2 separate regions of the Mus musculus genome follow, and region 2 is linked to region 1. A link is a loop called in an ENCODE intact Hi-C map of the cell type or tissue named here. Cell type or tissue: heart. All regions are shown on one strand.

Region 1 (8,000 bases):
AGCAGCCAGCCAGCTGACAACTGCGGCAAGAGCAGAGCCGGGCAGCCAGCAGGCCAAGCTGCAGAGAGCCGGGCAGCCAACAGGCCAAGCTGCAGAGAGCCGGGCAGCCAACAGGCCAAGCTGCAGAGCTGCAGAGTGGCAGCTGTCAAAGATGTGCAGCCACTGAACTGTGCATGTGCCCAGGGCAGCAGCAAAAGTCTGGTCATACGGCCTGCCAAATGGCAGCGGTAACTCAACCAGAGGCCACAGCAACAAGAGCAACTGGATAATCCAAGAAGGTGGTCAAGGTGAAAATGAGAGGAACCGTGGAAACACAGAAAAGGCAGGAAGCTGAAGAACTGGAGCTTGTGAGGGACCAGCAAGAGGAACTGCAGGCCTTGGTCACAAAGAGTTTCAGAAAGTAGAGTGTCTTTAGAGCCAGGGGTCCTCAAAACAGTCCCCAGGTCTAGGGGTTTTAAAACTGGTTACCACCAAGGGCTTAGGAATCCTAACTCCCTAGGTCCACACAAGAGCTGAAATACTTGTAAAGCTAAGGGTCTTGGACCTCTAAGCCTGTACAGGAGTTCAAACACTTCTAAAGCTAAGGCTCCTGCTACTTGAGGCCTTCCTGAGAGCTGAATATTGCAGAGTGCTACCTGCTTTTGTTCCCACCTGCCTGCTGCCAACACTCAAAATACTAAGGAATCCTGGAAAAGTATCTCCTTGCCCAGCCACAATCTCCATCTGGATAGAACAAAGGACAACACGGATTGGTAACTGATTACAATCGTATCTAAACCAGGTATGGTGGTGCTCACCTCTAATCCCAGCTCTCAGGAGGCAAAGGGAGGCAGATCTCTGTGAATTCCAGGCCTGCAGGTCTATGCATGAGTTCTAAGCCAGCCAATGCTATACAATTAGATCCTATCTAAAACAAAACACAATTAAGCAGCACCTGGCACACAGTGGTTGATGAGAATTAATGTACGTGAAAATGCATCATGAAAAGAAATCACAAAAGGCTATAAACAAGTCTAGAATCTGCTTCCACTGGGACTCTAAAGCCAGAAGTGAGATTCTGCATCTGTCTTGTTACACGTTCTGTGCAGTCAACGTTCCAGCGTGGCTACTCCTCCCACCGCAGACTCATCCCTGGTTCTGCTGTAGTTCTCTAAGTTCACTCTCCAGTATTTTACAATGATCTAACCGCTGAGACTCTCCTAATGTTACGCTCTTATAATGCCACATCATACCTTTTGGATTTCTTCAGGTAAGGCATGCATGGGAATGTGACGATCCATAGTTCCCCAAACGTACTGAGAGAGCACTGCAGAAAAACAGCCTGAAAACATTGATGGCCATAGTCAGAATTCATTTAATGACAAGGAAATTCAAATGACTTAAACTTTCTTAGTATCTGAGGACGAACTGGCAAGAAACACTTCAAAGGTGCTTGTTTCTCCAACTCCACAGTAGAAGCTACAATTTAAGTTTCCTCAGCTAGTTTTTAAGCCACTCACACAGAAAGATATTTCAATTATTGACTTATATACCTTTTCTTTCAGAAGTGTATAAACTAATAGTAAAATAATAACAGTGCTTTACTAATTATTTGTTTTGCAGCAGAGTAACTGTAGGATTTTAAGTAGACTTATTTCAGTGTTGTTCTGAAAAATTATAGATATCAAGACCAAATAATATCGTATTATAGCTCAGCAGGATAAGAAAAAAAAAATGCTTGTGCCATCGAGGCTTGCTTAAATTATAGAGTACAAAAAATAGAGTTACTAAGTTATGAAATCCAGGCGCTGAGCCGAAGAGCCACCAAAGCATCAGAGACAACATAGCAACTGTAACAGAGATGGAGATCCACATAAATTTATCTAGATTTTACTTTTAACAGATTTTCATTTGCTAATACCAACAATTCAATATAAAACTTTTTTTTATTACTTTCATGAAACCACAGACAACAGAGACATTATTTTCTTTCTTCAGAGTTTTTCCAAATTGGACAAAGAATACCCAATCCACTCTTGATGAAGAGTCTGCCTCTCTGTCCACGGAAAGAGTAAAGGGAACTAAGAACGGCTTACTGATTAAAGCCCACGCACTGTAATGCCAGTACCCATAAATGTAGAAATAGCAGCTTTGGCGGGCAGAGACAGGGATCCTAGAAGCAAGCTGGGCGACTGGGCTCACTGAGCTGGCTGACCAGTTCAGAACTCAGGTGAGAGGTCCTGTAAGGTAGAGAGTGATGAAGACACTGGGCATCAAACTCCAGCCTCCACACATACAAAAACATGCATACACAGGTGTGCCTATGAACATGAATACACACATGGATTTGTACTAACCAAATGTCAGAGAGAGAGAGAGAGAGAGGTAGAAGATGTCAAGGCCAGAATGGTTGAGTGGAACAGATTCAAGTGAAAGAAACACAGATTCCACAGCAGAAAAGATGGTCTAAGGCCCGTGTCTGCAGAACACAGGCAATGTGAGAGTCAAGAGAGGATAATGACCTATCTTTTGGGTGGGGGATGGGAAATCAGCAAAGGCTTCCTAAGATTGAGTTAAATTAGGGGCAAGAGAGTGAAGGAAAAAATAATGCTGGTGTTATTTTTGTAAACTATGCAACCATCAGTGGAGGAGAGATTCCTCAACCCTGTGTTAGCCCAAAATATCCCTCATTTCAATAAGCTACTATTTAAAACAAACAAAACTAGTGAGCTGTCTTCCCACGTGTGTGCTTGGTAATATTAACTGAGGCCAACCACGGGAGTAATGGTAATTATGTGGACATGGGTCCAAGTGACCAAGTACATAATCATATACTGTCATAGTCACATGGCAAGAAACCAGAAGGCATTATCTTCAGTTAAGCCATCATTGGTGAATGGAAATGATAGTATCTTGGGCTCCACAGGAATATTTTTCCCTTATACAGCCAACTATATCTCCTCTTAAAGTGCCATCCACAAAAGTATTAGCAAGCATGGACCTAAATAACGTATAAATTCAAGGTACCAGTGGGATGTTTATTATTTAATGCCTTCGCTGTGACTACTCTTAACATATTACTATGTCACCAGAAGTGGCAGGCTTCTGGCTATGAAAGAAAAATTTAAAAATAGCACCCTGGTAAATTTGAAAGACCTCTAAAACGAAGTGGAGGAGAAACTGATGTCAATGCACATCGCACAAGACATAGTAACAAGATTACAGGCAAGATACATTCATTGGATTCGTCCCAAGAACATGTGTAACTTGTCCTCATATAAAGACACTTTATTGTAAACCCATGTAAACTGTGAGTGCAGACTGTAATAACTAGGTGCTTTTCTGCTAAGCAATGCATGCTGATGATTACAACTAAGAGGTGGGCACCTAAAATTCCCAAGGTGACTAGAAGGGTACTACTTTCTTTAACGTTTATTTTTGTTATTGCCTATATTTTAAGAAACAGCTTGTAAGCCGATTAGAAAAGTCCATTGGGTCTTTATAAAGATGTGACTACTCGTGAAAAGAATAGTAGAATCCACATATAATTCCGCTTTTCAAGAAGTGTAGGGCTGTTTGCTCTTTAGCAGAAGAAAACGTGATTTTTAAGTTACCCATTCAGTATTTTAACCAAACAAGTTCCTTTTGGTCTTTCCCATTATATATGTGGAAACTGTCCTTGGCAAAAGTACAGAGGTACGTGGCCGCTGCTACGTGCGTTTGAGAACCTTCTCTGTGACACTGGTCACGAGATAGACGTGCGTGTTCTTAAACGCAGAAATGCCCTTGGTGGTTCATTTCCGATTCTTACACCGGTGTCACGCCCGGTCATTAACTCAGGTTCTGCTTCCAGGCCCTTCCTCAAGTACCATTCCGGGGGCGTGATTCACCGAAGGGCAGGTCGGGGGCAAGAGAGCAGGAGGTCACTGCAGGAAACTAACCGCCCGACCGGACTGCGCTGGCCCAGGCCTCGCCTGGGGCGCCGAGAGGCCGCCCCACCTTCCCGCCTTCCTCCTCCCGACCCCCGCCGCCCCGCAGTCCCGCGCCGCCAGTCTCTGCGCCGGAACTGTGTCCCCGCCGACCGGGTCCTCTGAGGACTGAGGAAGGCCATGACCCTCACCTAGCCCGGGACTCCGCAGGGTGTAAAACGGCTTCCCTGGTCTCCCGGGCGACCGCGCTGCACGTTGGCCTGACGTCAAGGCGCGGTGACGTCACAGCCCCCGCCGACGCGGAAGCGGAGCTTCTTTTGCATCATTTGTCCCAAAAGCGAGCTAGGCGGAAGCTGGAGCGGGTGGCGGGGGTCGAAGGAGAGGGCGGATTTACGCGCGGTTCTGTGACGGACGGGGATGGGGCTCTGGAACCCGCGGGGACGACGGGCAGCCGAGGCTGATGAAGAGGCGGGAAGTGGGTGGCCATGTGCCTCATCTGCAGGGGCAATCATTGTTGTCGAACGGAAGGAAAAGAAGCTTTTAAGTGGAATTGACTGGGGAAGGCTTGCTTAGAATTTCATTCTGGTCCAAAGAAGTCAAGATGACGGGTTTAGTTCATGAAGTATTACTGAGACGTGCTACTGCACACTCAAGTAATGGAAGGCCTCTTGTTTTTACACACTGACGACTTCCCTTTATTCATACTTTATTCATAAAACAAATACTGATGACCTACTACGCAACAAGCAAGCAGGATGAGATGATGCTTGGTGACTAACACAGGCCACTGGTATGATTAGTGTCTTCGTAGTCTGCTCCTTTTCCAGGAGCATCTGAGGTCCAAAGTTCTGATCCTCCAGTAACTAAAGAAAACACGGTTTCCTAGCAGAAAAGAACAATAATTGCTGTTAAAGAATAGTTTGCATGAATAGAAAGAAAAGGCATTGGAGAGAGGAAGGTGAACAGGTGATTTGAAATAGTGCCAGATCTATTGGAGCTGCTGGTTGATCACTAGTATGAAAATAACCGCATGAAAATAGTGAATACTCCCCTAAGTCATGAAAGATATAGATTATGCAGAAACTAACAACAGTTACTTACTATTGAGTAACTAGTATTATGTACTGTATATCATTGAATATATACAAGAGGGCTAGAAACAGAGGGCTTCTGACAGCATCACCACGAACACTACACAAAATGTCTCGGTAACTAACATCACTAGATATTAGGAATTTTATACCAAAAGTATTGTTATAGGGCACATAACTACAGTTTGGACAATAATTACCGAGCACTTGTATCTAAAAAGGAAGGCAATCCTCTGAAAATGGGATGAAATCCCATGGAAATGCTATAATTCACTTTCATCTATGCCTCTTCGTTACACATCACCTTGAGTCCATTTTCCTTACCACTGTAAATGCCCTCTCAATCCTAAATCCCATTGCTAATTAGCCACAAGCCTAACTTTCTGTAGGAGTGCCACATGTGGCACTCCTACAGAAAGTTTTCATTATTATATAAAGTCCAGTTTAGGTAGTGGTAGACCCAGTAAGAATTTAAAAAGAAAGGATAGCTTCCGGAAAGAACAGAAATAAGAAGTGTATTTCCAATTGGCCTATGCCAAATGGTCAGCCCTTGAAAACATGCATACAAGAAACAGTATGTGGCCTCTACAGGTTGTATTTGGAAATATATGTGTATATGCAAATGCATGTTTGAATCCAAGAACAATTGGGTAAAAGAAAGACAGTTTGTGCCTAATCTAATTGCATCTCGTTATGCCCTGTTTGGTGGATATCACTGGGAGGCCTGCTCCTTCCTGAAGAGAAATAGAGGGGCAGTAAGTCTGGGGGAGAGGGGAGGTTGAGGCCAGGGGCTAGAAAGGGGCTAGGAAGGATGGAGGGAGGGGAGGTTGCAGTCAGGATGTATGAGAGAAGAATAGAGAAAAGAGAGGCCATGAATTTGAAGGAGAGTGGAGAGAGTTATATGCTGTAATTAATATAAAAGCAATATAAAAGCAAATCTTTAAATCCTCTAAAATGAAACGTGTGAGTGAGTGTGTGTGTGTGTGTGTGTGTGTGTGTGTATACATACACTTTCAAAAAAGGTTAGCAGATTAGCACAGGTCAACTTTTGAGTACTGAAGAAAAAGGGTTGTTTTTGTTTTTGTTTTTGTTTTCGAGACAGGGTTTCTCTGTGTAGCCCTGGCTGTCCTGTAACTCACTTTGTAGACCAGGCTGGCCTCTAACTCAGAAATCCTCCTGCCTCTGCCTCCCGAGTGCTGGGATTAAAGGCATGTGCCACCACGCTCGGCAGCTATTTCACTTTTTACCATGACTTTTAAAGACAAGCCACCGTTTTAAAAAGAAAATTAAAAATTAAATTCCTTTTAATTTCTTTGTGACCCTTCATTGTTATTCTCTTTGAGGGTCAGTAACCCCCCAGGGGGTGCCCTCCTAGTTTATAGAGTGTCTGGATATGAATGAGACTCAGTTTTCCACGTGTCCTGTAGGTGTCTTACAGTTTATAAGAACTCCCATGTGTTTGTTGTCATAGGGATTTCCCAAAAATACTTATCACATGGGACAGTCATTTGGGGACACTTGTGTCATGAAACCTCCCTACCTTTCCCATGCACCTATGAAAAGCAGTATAGGAAAAATAGGTACTTTGTTTATAAATCTGCTAAAAACCAGCAGGAAGTCCACCCAAGATGGCTGATTTTAAAGTCAATGCTAGCTGGTACAAAGGTAGCATGATAAAATTACACTGAAGTCCAACAGTATTTTCATCCTGCAAGTCACAATACAATACAACTCTGTCCTCTTGTAAGTTTGAATAAAACGGTTCCGACGGGGCCTCCCAGGTTGGAAACAACAGCTGCTTTCATTGCTATTTCTGGGTTTCGTCCAGTGCAAGTGCAGAATTTTTAAAACGCCAGCATGTATTGGGTTCTCTCTGTTTGCCAGGCACTTCATGCACAATGCTCCGTTTGCTTGAGAACCCTTCCAAACCTAACGCTGTCAGGTGCTACGTACTGTTTACTTTCACCCAAATGATAGAAGTGGCCAAGGGCATGGCCCATCATGTAAACACAGGGGTGCACTGGATCCAGGGTGAGTGCACGTGGAAACACGTGTTGCCTTAGTTGTCTCTGCCAGACAGCCAGTCCTCCTGGGACGTTTGCCTACTGTGGTTAGAGACACATGTCTCAAACGTGGTTTCTTCATGACGTTTCCCGTACAGCTTCTAGTTTTCAAAAGAGGTTAGCTGCAAAGACCACTTGGCTTTGTTTTACCCGCCCCAACACATTTGCCTCTACTGTGCTGTCACACTTAAAGCTGCAGATTGCCTTATAAAGCTGTTTTGCATACTGAGCCCCCAAAAGCTGTGGTCTAGAAGTGAGTTAGACCACAAAATACTATTTTTAGGCTTGAGCTCTGTATTTTTTTATTCATCCCATAGATGCAATATAAAGTTGAGTATGTGATGCAGTAAAGGTCCTGGAGTTTGAGTGGCATCTCTCTAGAAAGAACTTCCAAGGCTTTGCTGTTTGTACAGGAACAAACTGTGTAACAAATTTGAATTTGTTTGAGTCTTAGACTTTAATTTTTGAACATATTTCTAATGAGACAAGCTAGATGCTTGCATGATAACTGTCTACTCTCAAATGTGAAAATTAAGACACCGCTACAGGAGCTGGAGAGATGGCCCACCAGTTAAGAGCCCTGTCTGCTCTTCCAGAGGTTCAGTTCAGTTGAACCCTAGGTTCAATTCCCAGCACCTACATGGCAGCTCACAGCTTTCTGTATCTCCAACTCAAGGATATTTGACACTCTCACATAGATGTTCATACAGGCAAGACACCAATGCCCATAAAATAAAAATGAATAATCATTTTTTTAAAAGATACTCACTACAGCAAAATGTTTTATGACCATAAATGTATCTTCTTTGGACTCCTCACTAATGGTAAGTGTTTCATTTTTTAAAAATGTATTGTGTCAATATAATTCAATATTTGTTACATCCATATATTTTTAAAATATGAAGGTATAAGCTCTAATGAAGGCAATTTAACACCTA
Region 2 (8,000 bases), 320 kb before region 1:
AGCTTCCTTATTGGTGACAAACCAGGCTGGAGAAGCCACTGTGGTCACAGCGTCTGGACTGCAGCTGCACAACTGAGGGGGACACAGAGAAGACTGGGTCCAGATTCAGGAATGGGTCGAGAGGTGGCCAGGCCCAGACAGGTAAACAAGGGCACAGGTGGATGACAATTGAGTAAACTGTGTCAAGAGGAGGGACTGAAGGCCAGGCATGGTGACACACACCTTTAACCCCAGCACTTGGGAGACAGAGACAGGTGGATCTCTGAGAGTTAGAGAGCAGCCTGGTCAGCATAGCAAGTTCTGTGACACCCAGGAGACACATAGAGACCGTGTCTTTAAAGGGGGAGGGGACTGAGTGGCACTGGGGCCCTGAGACAGCCAGGAGTCCTCTCCCTATCATCCTTGCTACATACTGTAGACACTTGGGAGTCAGATGACAGGATGGGCTGTTGTCATCACAGTGTGAAGTGTCTACCTTTTCATGGGATCTAGATGAGGAAGTTATACCCTTCCTCTCTTTGAGGGTGAGCCTGGCAAGTCCTTGGGCCTGTTTCCTGACAGGATTTCAATGCTCCCATGTGTCTCAGCTCACCATAAAAAATTTATATTAAAGCACTCTTTATTTAAGACCTACTTTGTTTGTACACACACACACACACACACACACACACACACACACAGGTATCCCAGGAGGCCACAAGAGGGCATAAGATACCCTGGAACTACAGCTGTAGCCAGTTATCTACCTGATGTGGGAGCTGATATCTGAATCAGTGTGCTCCAAGAGCAGTGAATGTTCTTAACCACTGAGCCATCTCTCCAACCCCGTAGTGTGGCATTCTTTCTACTCCCAGGAATAAGTCACTCGTTGGTCTGTGTTGCCTGGGTGGAGCCACATAGATGGCATGGTTTACACGTGTTTCTGAGGCTGCAGTCATCCTTCTCCCTCAAAAATGGGCTCAAGCACTCCTTGTAGAATGGAGTCTCTCAAAGCAAGGCAAGTCCAAAAACAAAACTAAACAAACAAATAAACATAAAACAAAAAAAAAACAATTTTACACAATATGGAGTAATTTGGAGCAGACACAGCCTAATCCCAACAATGTGGTCAGTATCTCTTTGGTGAGCATGCAATTTAACTGCTTCATGCCTCAAAGTTGAACAGTATCACTGGGCAGTGGTGGCACACACCTTAAATCCCAATACTTGAGAGGCAGAGTCAGGCAGATCTCTGTGAGTTCTAGGCCAGCCTGGCCTACAGAGCGATTTCTAGGACAGCCAGGGCTACACAGAGGAAAAAAAAATGTAATCAGAGCAGCATCTCTCTCCTCTGTCATTATATTGTTGAAAAGATGGGATGAGTCAGAGTGGCCTGGTATTGTGTGTGTTGGCTTCTGCTCTCACTCCATCACGGTTGCTGTCACACTAACCTGCTGTCCACAGTGTGCAGCTAACTGGCATGTTTCTCATGCACTTCAAGCTCTTGAGACTGCAGCTTGCTCTTTAAAGCTGTGTTCACCAATGTGCAGAATTGTGTTCATGGACTATTTACGTTAATTTACTAGACACATACCCTATAGCAAAATATCTACTGGTGCTACAAGATGTTCTGTTAGTCGGTTATATGAGCAGATGCTCCCCGAACAAAAGCTGGGATTATGCACATCTCAAGCTGTTAAGGGCTTTCTGTGGTGAAAAATATTTCAATTCCACTTTACTCAAGAGTGGGGACAACCATCTTATTCATGACTCAAAGACAGTTGGCAAATTAACCTTTAAACAAAAGAAAAAGAAGACACCAAAATCATTCTGAGGACTAATGGCTACTTACTAGATAACACTTAAGTTATGTAGCAGGTCATAGCTCGAATTTTGTCTATTTAAAACCTTAATCGGTTTACACTTGGCCCAAGCCCTCGTGATTCACACACGGCATGATATTTCGACACTGTGGGGACTCTCAGGGAGTTGGCTGGGCTGAGACAGAAATATTCACAGCAGGTTCTACAGCTACCAACAAAATCTGTTTGGAGTCCTGTGAAGAGAAAAGCGTTTTAAATGTCTGTCTGAAATCTTTAGATTCTTTTGGGGTTTTGTTTTGTTTTTCTTTGCTTTCTTACTAAATGGCTGGGGCTGGAGAGATAGCTCAGCAGTTCAGAGCACTTATCTCGAGAATGGAGGTTTGAATCTTAGCATCCACATTGTGGCTGGCAGCCACTTGTAACTTTTTGTCCAAGGGCATTTGATACCCTCCTCTGGCTTCTTCGGGCCCCAGGCACGCACATGATGCACCGACATACGTGTAGGCAAAGTACTTATACACATAAAACAAAATAAAAATAAATTTTTATTATTAAATTAATTAAATAATAAATTAAGCTGAATGACTGAGACTTGGGTCACGTGGAGTCTTAATAACCCAGCAGTGCTATTCCCTAACGACTTGTCTCAGCTGTGGCTACGTTTGAGCCGCTCTCATTTTATTGGGTCCAGCAATTTAATCATATCTGCCAATTTCCCTTTGGTTCATTCCTAGGAAAGGTCGGCTCTGGACTACTGAAACAACACAGTTCAAAGGAAGCAGGAACACACTACAATCCTCCTTCAGTGACAAGGCAGTTGTGAAGGAAGAAGAGGCTTGCCTTTCCCCACACAAAAGAATAATAAGATAATCTTCTGTCTCACAGGAATATTTTTCAGATAGCCACTGAGTTAAATGAAGCTAGCCACAGTGTCATGGGCTTGTCATCCCAACATGCAAGAGGCACATGGGTGGCAAATTTCAGGCTAACCTGAACTACATGCACATAAAGACTTTGCCTCAAAACAAAAGATAAAATTAAATAGATGCTAAAATAAATGAAAGTGTAGATGTCACAGAGTAGAGATGATTCTTTAAGAGAGAGAGAGAGGGAGGGAGGGAGAGAGAGAGAGAGAGAGAGAGAGAGAGAGAGATGGGGTTTCTCTGTGTAGCCCTGTTTGTCCTAGAACTCACTCTGTAAACCAGGCTGGCTTCCAACTTAGAGATTCCCCCTGCCTCTGCTGCATCACAAGTGCTGGGAATAAAGGCCTGGGCTACCCAATGAGATTGGATTTGGTTGGGGGTTGGGATTTAGAAACAGTCTCACTATATAGCCCATGTTGACCTGGAACTTGCTTGGCATTCTCCTGCCTCCATCTCCTAGTGCTGGTTTAACAGGCTGGTGACACCACACTTATGTCTCATGATACTCTTCTACTTGGGAAGATTGTTCACAGAGACACCACAAACATAGATAACAATGTTTTCTAGTTCTTCCAAGTTTAGACTTCTGTCTGATTCAAAGCCAGTGATGCTAAATTCATATTGGCCACTAGATGGTGCGAGTATGTTACATACTAAGTTGTCTTAACCAGCGGAGCATTTATTTACATGAAAAAATAAGACTTATTTAATACACTTATGGTGCCTCTAAAGAAAAATACTGAGCCAGACGGTGGTGGTACATGTCTTTAATCCCAGGACTTGGGAGGCAGAGGCAGGAGGATCTCTGAGTTCAAGGCCAGCCTGATCTATAGAGTGAGTTCTAGGATAGCTAAGGCTACACAGAGAAACCCCATCTCAAAAACACTCACACACAAACAAACAAAAACTGATTAATAACAAGATAAAGAGTTGAACACAAGCTTTAATTTCTGCCCTACCCCAACCTAAAAGGAAAGGAAAAGTTATAAATGAATACTGTGCCCTGTACAGCCTCGGTACAGCCACATACAGAAACACTGGGGCTTTTGCAAGAAGCTACGGCAGGATGTTTTATGCAGAAATTAGGAAGTAACTCATTATGGAAGACCTGGCTTCCAGAGCACAGGTCTCTAATCTAGGAGGGAGGGAAAGAGTGGAGGAGACTAGTGGAGCTACTCAGTGAGGCACAGTACTCACAGTTCTATAAGGATGAAAGGAGGCTGTTGACAGAGGGATTGCCAGGGAGGAACGGAACGGAACAAAAGGCAGCTGCAAATTCTGCTTGTTGCTACAACCTTACAATGGATATTATGATCCTCTTAGAAATTATAGATGTGTGTTAGTGATAGATTCATTAGTTTTTTAAATTTTGTGTTTTTGTTTGTTTGTTTGTTTGTTTGTTTTTCTTTTGTTTTGATTTTCATTTGAGATAGGGTCTTTCTACATAGTAATATATATCTACATAGTAGATATATATATCCTGGAATTCACTAAGTAGATCAGGTTGGTCTCTACTCACAAAGATCCTCCTGCCTTTGCCTCCTGAGTGCTAGGGTTAAACAAAGGTCTACACCACCATGCCCAGCTAAACTAGGCATCTTTGAGAAACAAGATCATATTTGACCCTTGATAGACTCTTGAGTCTAAATCTTTTAATACTATACTTTTGGAGGCCGGTGGAAAAAAATTAAATGGGGACTATATTTTTTAAATATTGTGGCAACATTAAATTTCTTAGAAATTATAAACATGTTGTAGCTAGTATATTTATAATTGCCAACAACTGGGGCTAGAGAAATGGCTTAATGGTTAAGAGCACTGACTGCTCTTCTAGAGGTCCTGAGTTTAATTCCTGGCAACCACATGGCTGCTCACAACCACCTGTAATGGGACCGATGCGCTCTTCTGGCGTGTCTGAAGACAGCTACAGTGTACACATACATGTAAAATAAATAAAATCTAAAAAACATTGCCAGAAGCTTTCTTTTTTAAAAATATTTATTTATTTATTTATTTATATGCATATGAGTGATCTGTCTTCATACATTCCAGAAGAGGGCAAAGGACTGCATTACAGATGGTTGTGAGCCACCATGTGGTTGCTGGGAATTGAACTCAGGACCTCTGGAAGAGCAGCCAGTGCTCTTAACTGCTGAGCCATCTCTCCAGACCCTGGCAGCAACTTTCTACTCCAAATAATGAGTTTACTGCTGAAACATAACTTCTATGAAAACTCCCACTAAGTCAAAGCTGGAAGTGAAAAGGGCTCTCATCAGTTTCACCATTACTGGGGACACTGATATGAAGACGTTCACCATTACTAGACATCTGATGGACAGCTATAGAAATCTGAGATCAGCAGATGTGTGGCTAGCACTGAAGCCCCAGCACACAGAAACCTCATCCCAACCATTTTATAACAGGTGATCTCATGCTGACTGTGTTTTCCTGCCTGCTGGCATAGGTAGATTTGAAACTGGAATCTCTAAGAATGTGTAGACCTGTGTCAACACCATTTTGGCTTATGCACTGGGTATGAAACAATTAAGTACCAACGTAAACAACATGAATTCCTCAGAGTCACCTTTCATCCACAGGACATGAGGAAATCGTTCATGAAGTCAGAGCCTGACAAGGAAGCTCGATAAGACTTTGACACGATAGTTTTTGTGCCAGTTTCTAGTTGGAACAGTGACAACGTGATGAAGCTAAATGTCAATATGCCTTGTCTCCAGAGCTGGAAATTCACCCATAAAGATGGCAGTGCCAGTGGATGCCCACTGCAAAAAGCCTTGGATTACATTCTACCAACAACTTGCCTAGCTGTTAAAGCCTTTGAATCTGTATTTACAAATACAGTTATTTAAAAATTACTGGTATCCATATAGTCCCAGTAGACCACGTGGTGATCAGTATTTCCAAACAGCACGGTGGTTACCTTTGTTCCAATTAATGTCACAAGTGAAGTCTGTTGAAATGCACTGTAAAGCTTTGGGTGAAGGTCTTGAGAACAAATATGCTTCAGTGTCAAGAAAGTGTCTCTAAAAGATGTTCACCATGCAATGTTACTAGCATTGCTAGCAGCAGGGAGCGGACACAGGCCCACACTATCACCCACAGAAGCCTGAGGAATTCCCTTAATCTTTTACGAACCTCAGTTCAAGTAAAACCAGATCCTTGGTTTCAGAAGAAAAAGTAATTTCAGGATAAGCCAGTAAGAAGCAGAGCTGGGCTTCATTTAAAAAAAAAAAAAAAAAAGCCTACTGGGAAGTGGTGTACAAACTTCTAATCCCAGCACTTGAGATCCAGTGGAAGGCAGATCTCTGAGTTCGAGGCCAGCCTGGTCTACAGAGTGAGTTCCAGGGCAGTCAGGGCTGCACAGGGAAACCCTTCCAAAAGAAAGAGGGAAAGAAAGAAAGAAAGAAAGAAAGAAAGAAAGAAAGAAAGAAAGAAAGAAAGAAAGAAAGAAAGAGAGAAAGAGAGGAGAGAGAGAGAGAGAAGTCATTGCAGGAAAAAATAAAACATACCCAAAAGCACGCTTGTGGGGTTCTCAAGAAAGATTTGTAGTTTATTAAAGACCTTTAAATTCTTTATAACATCTTCATTTATGTGCTTTGTTCATATGGGTGAACATACTAACCATGGTTTGCACCTACAGCTCTCTCCTTCCAACATGTGGGTCCCAGATATCAAATTCAGGTCAGCATACTTGCCAGTAGGTGACTTTACAATTGAGGAACTTTTCCAGTCCATTTTTAAAAACAGGTTCTCAGGATATAGCCCTTGCTGGCCTAAAACTCAATATGCACAAAAGGTTGGCTCCAATTTACAGATCTGCCCATCCCTGCCTCCTAGGTATTAAAAGGAGAGAAGCTTGGGGGAAGACTAAGGTATATACCCAAGTATGGGTCTGGTTAGCAAGGACGGTCACAGTTAAGTATCTTAGCCTCTCATACATAGTGGTAGCTTTCAAAGGGTTGCTAGGAAACTTGATTTTCCTTGTTTTGTCTTTCAGATAAATGATATTATAGGGTAGCTCTGGTAGTGACTTAGATAGGATTATTATAATTTGATAACAGAAAATCAGGAGTCACTGGGGTTTCATAAAGTAAAAGAATATGTACTATAAATAATCTGATGAGGTTCCAAGAACGTTGACCACTTCCAGCTGGGAAAGGAGAAAGGCTGTAGCAAGCGTTGTTAATTCTGTCGGGATTCTTGATTCTCAGCTTGTGAGAAGCCTCTGAGAAGAAGGCTCCTTCCCACGTCTCCATATTGTCCCCACCTTCCCTCCTGTCTCCGTATCAGTATTCGTGACTCACCAATGGAGGCAGCTGGTTTCACTGCTCAGGTGATTATCTTGATGTCAAGACTAGCAATGCCCACACACTAGGTAAACTTACAACTCACACTGCTTGCAAGTTTGTTTGAGCTAAAGGAAGAGTTCAGTATCATTCTGGTGAGATACTAGAAGATAGCTCTGCATTCCTAAAAGCTGGTACCTCTGGCAGCTTCCCAAGCAAGCCCATGTATGTTGAGCAACTGTCCTCCCTTGGGTCATTTTATAGTTTATAAGACAGACTACTATCGTGCCTGCCATCAAAGCATGGATGGGAGGGCTGCTGGGGTCATCAATATTTCCCAGAATGCTCAGGAGGCTACATTAACACTGCCCCCAATATTGACCACAGTGTTAATCAGTGATAGACCACCTCAGAAATGTTTAGCTTAACTAGCCATTGAAGTGAAGAACCTGTTAATATTAATAACACAGACCAAAACCTTCAGAAGAAAAAAAATACCTTATAGACCATGGGCTTGTGTGTAGCAGTTGTAGGTATTATTAGTACTTGAGCTCGGACACACACACCTCAGACATGAGAAGAAGGCATTGGGTCTCCTGGGGCTGAAGTTGTAGGTGACCATAAGCCATCCACCATGGGTTCTGGAAACTGAATTCTGGTCCTCTGCAAAGGCAGCAAATGTTCTTAACCACTGAGCCATCATCCCTCTATATCCTTAATAGGTATTTTCAATGACAACCACTTGGTCAAAATCTGTCCCAGAAGTCTGAGACCAATTAATACAAAGCTTAAGGAGAGGAAAATATCACCAGCGTTGGTGACAGAGAAGACTGCCTAAGGAGACAGGATGTTGGCTGTATGTAAATGTAACTTTTACTTGACAGAAGCAGTTGTCATCTCAGAGGCTTTCTAGCTCTTTCTGAACTCTGGCTGGCTGGTTCAACTCAGCTGTTCTGGCTCAAACTCCTTTC

Evidence for each region. Peaks named below come from ENCODE experiments on the same cell type or tissue, not always from the same donor. Only the 100,000 strongest peaks of a DNase experiment are listed, where the experiment ranks them.
Region 2: it touches region 1 in a loop (3-fold over the local background); 2 of 42 quality-filtered maps call a loop at or near these places.

Annotation. Positions count from the first base shown.
Region 1 is chr3:65,662,411-65,670,410 of GRCm38, reverse strand. Lekr1 (leucine, glutamate and lysine rich 1) reads right to left here and starts at 4,183. Exons shown (of 13, transcript NM_001166659.1): 1 at 4,100-4,183; 2 at 1,233-1,321. The coding sequence starts at 1,280. In heart, no CTCF peak of the experiment used is centred here; a DNase peak (open chromatin) is centred at 4,200; H3K4me3 peaks cover 1,255 bases; H3K27ac peaks cover 1,704 bases.
Region 2 is chr3:65,986,542-65,994,541 of GRCm38, reverse strand. It overlaps the pseudogene Gm19024. Among named protein-coding and RNA genes, the nearest start is that of Ccnl1, 32 kb to the right of the region's middle. In heart, a CTCF peak has its summit at 3,350 (motif pointing right); no DNase peak of the experiment used is centred here.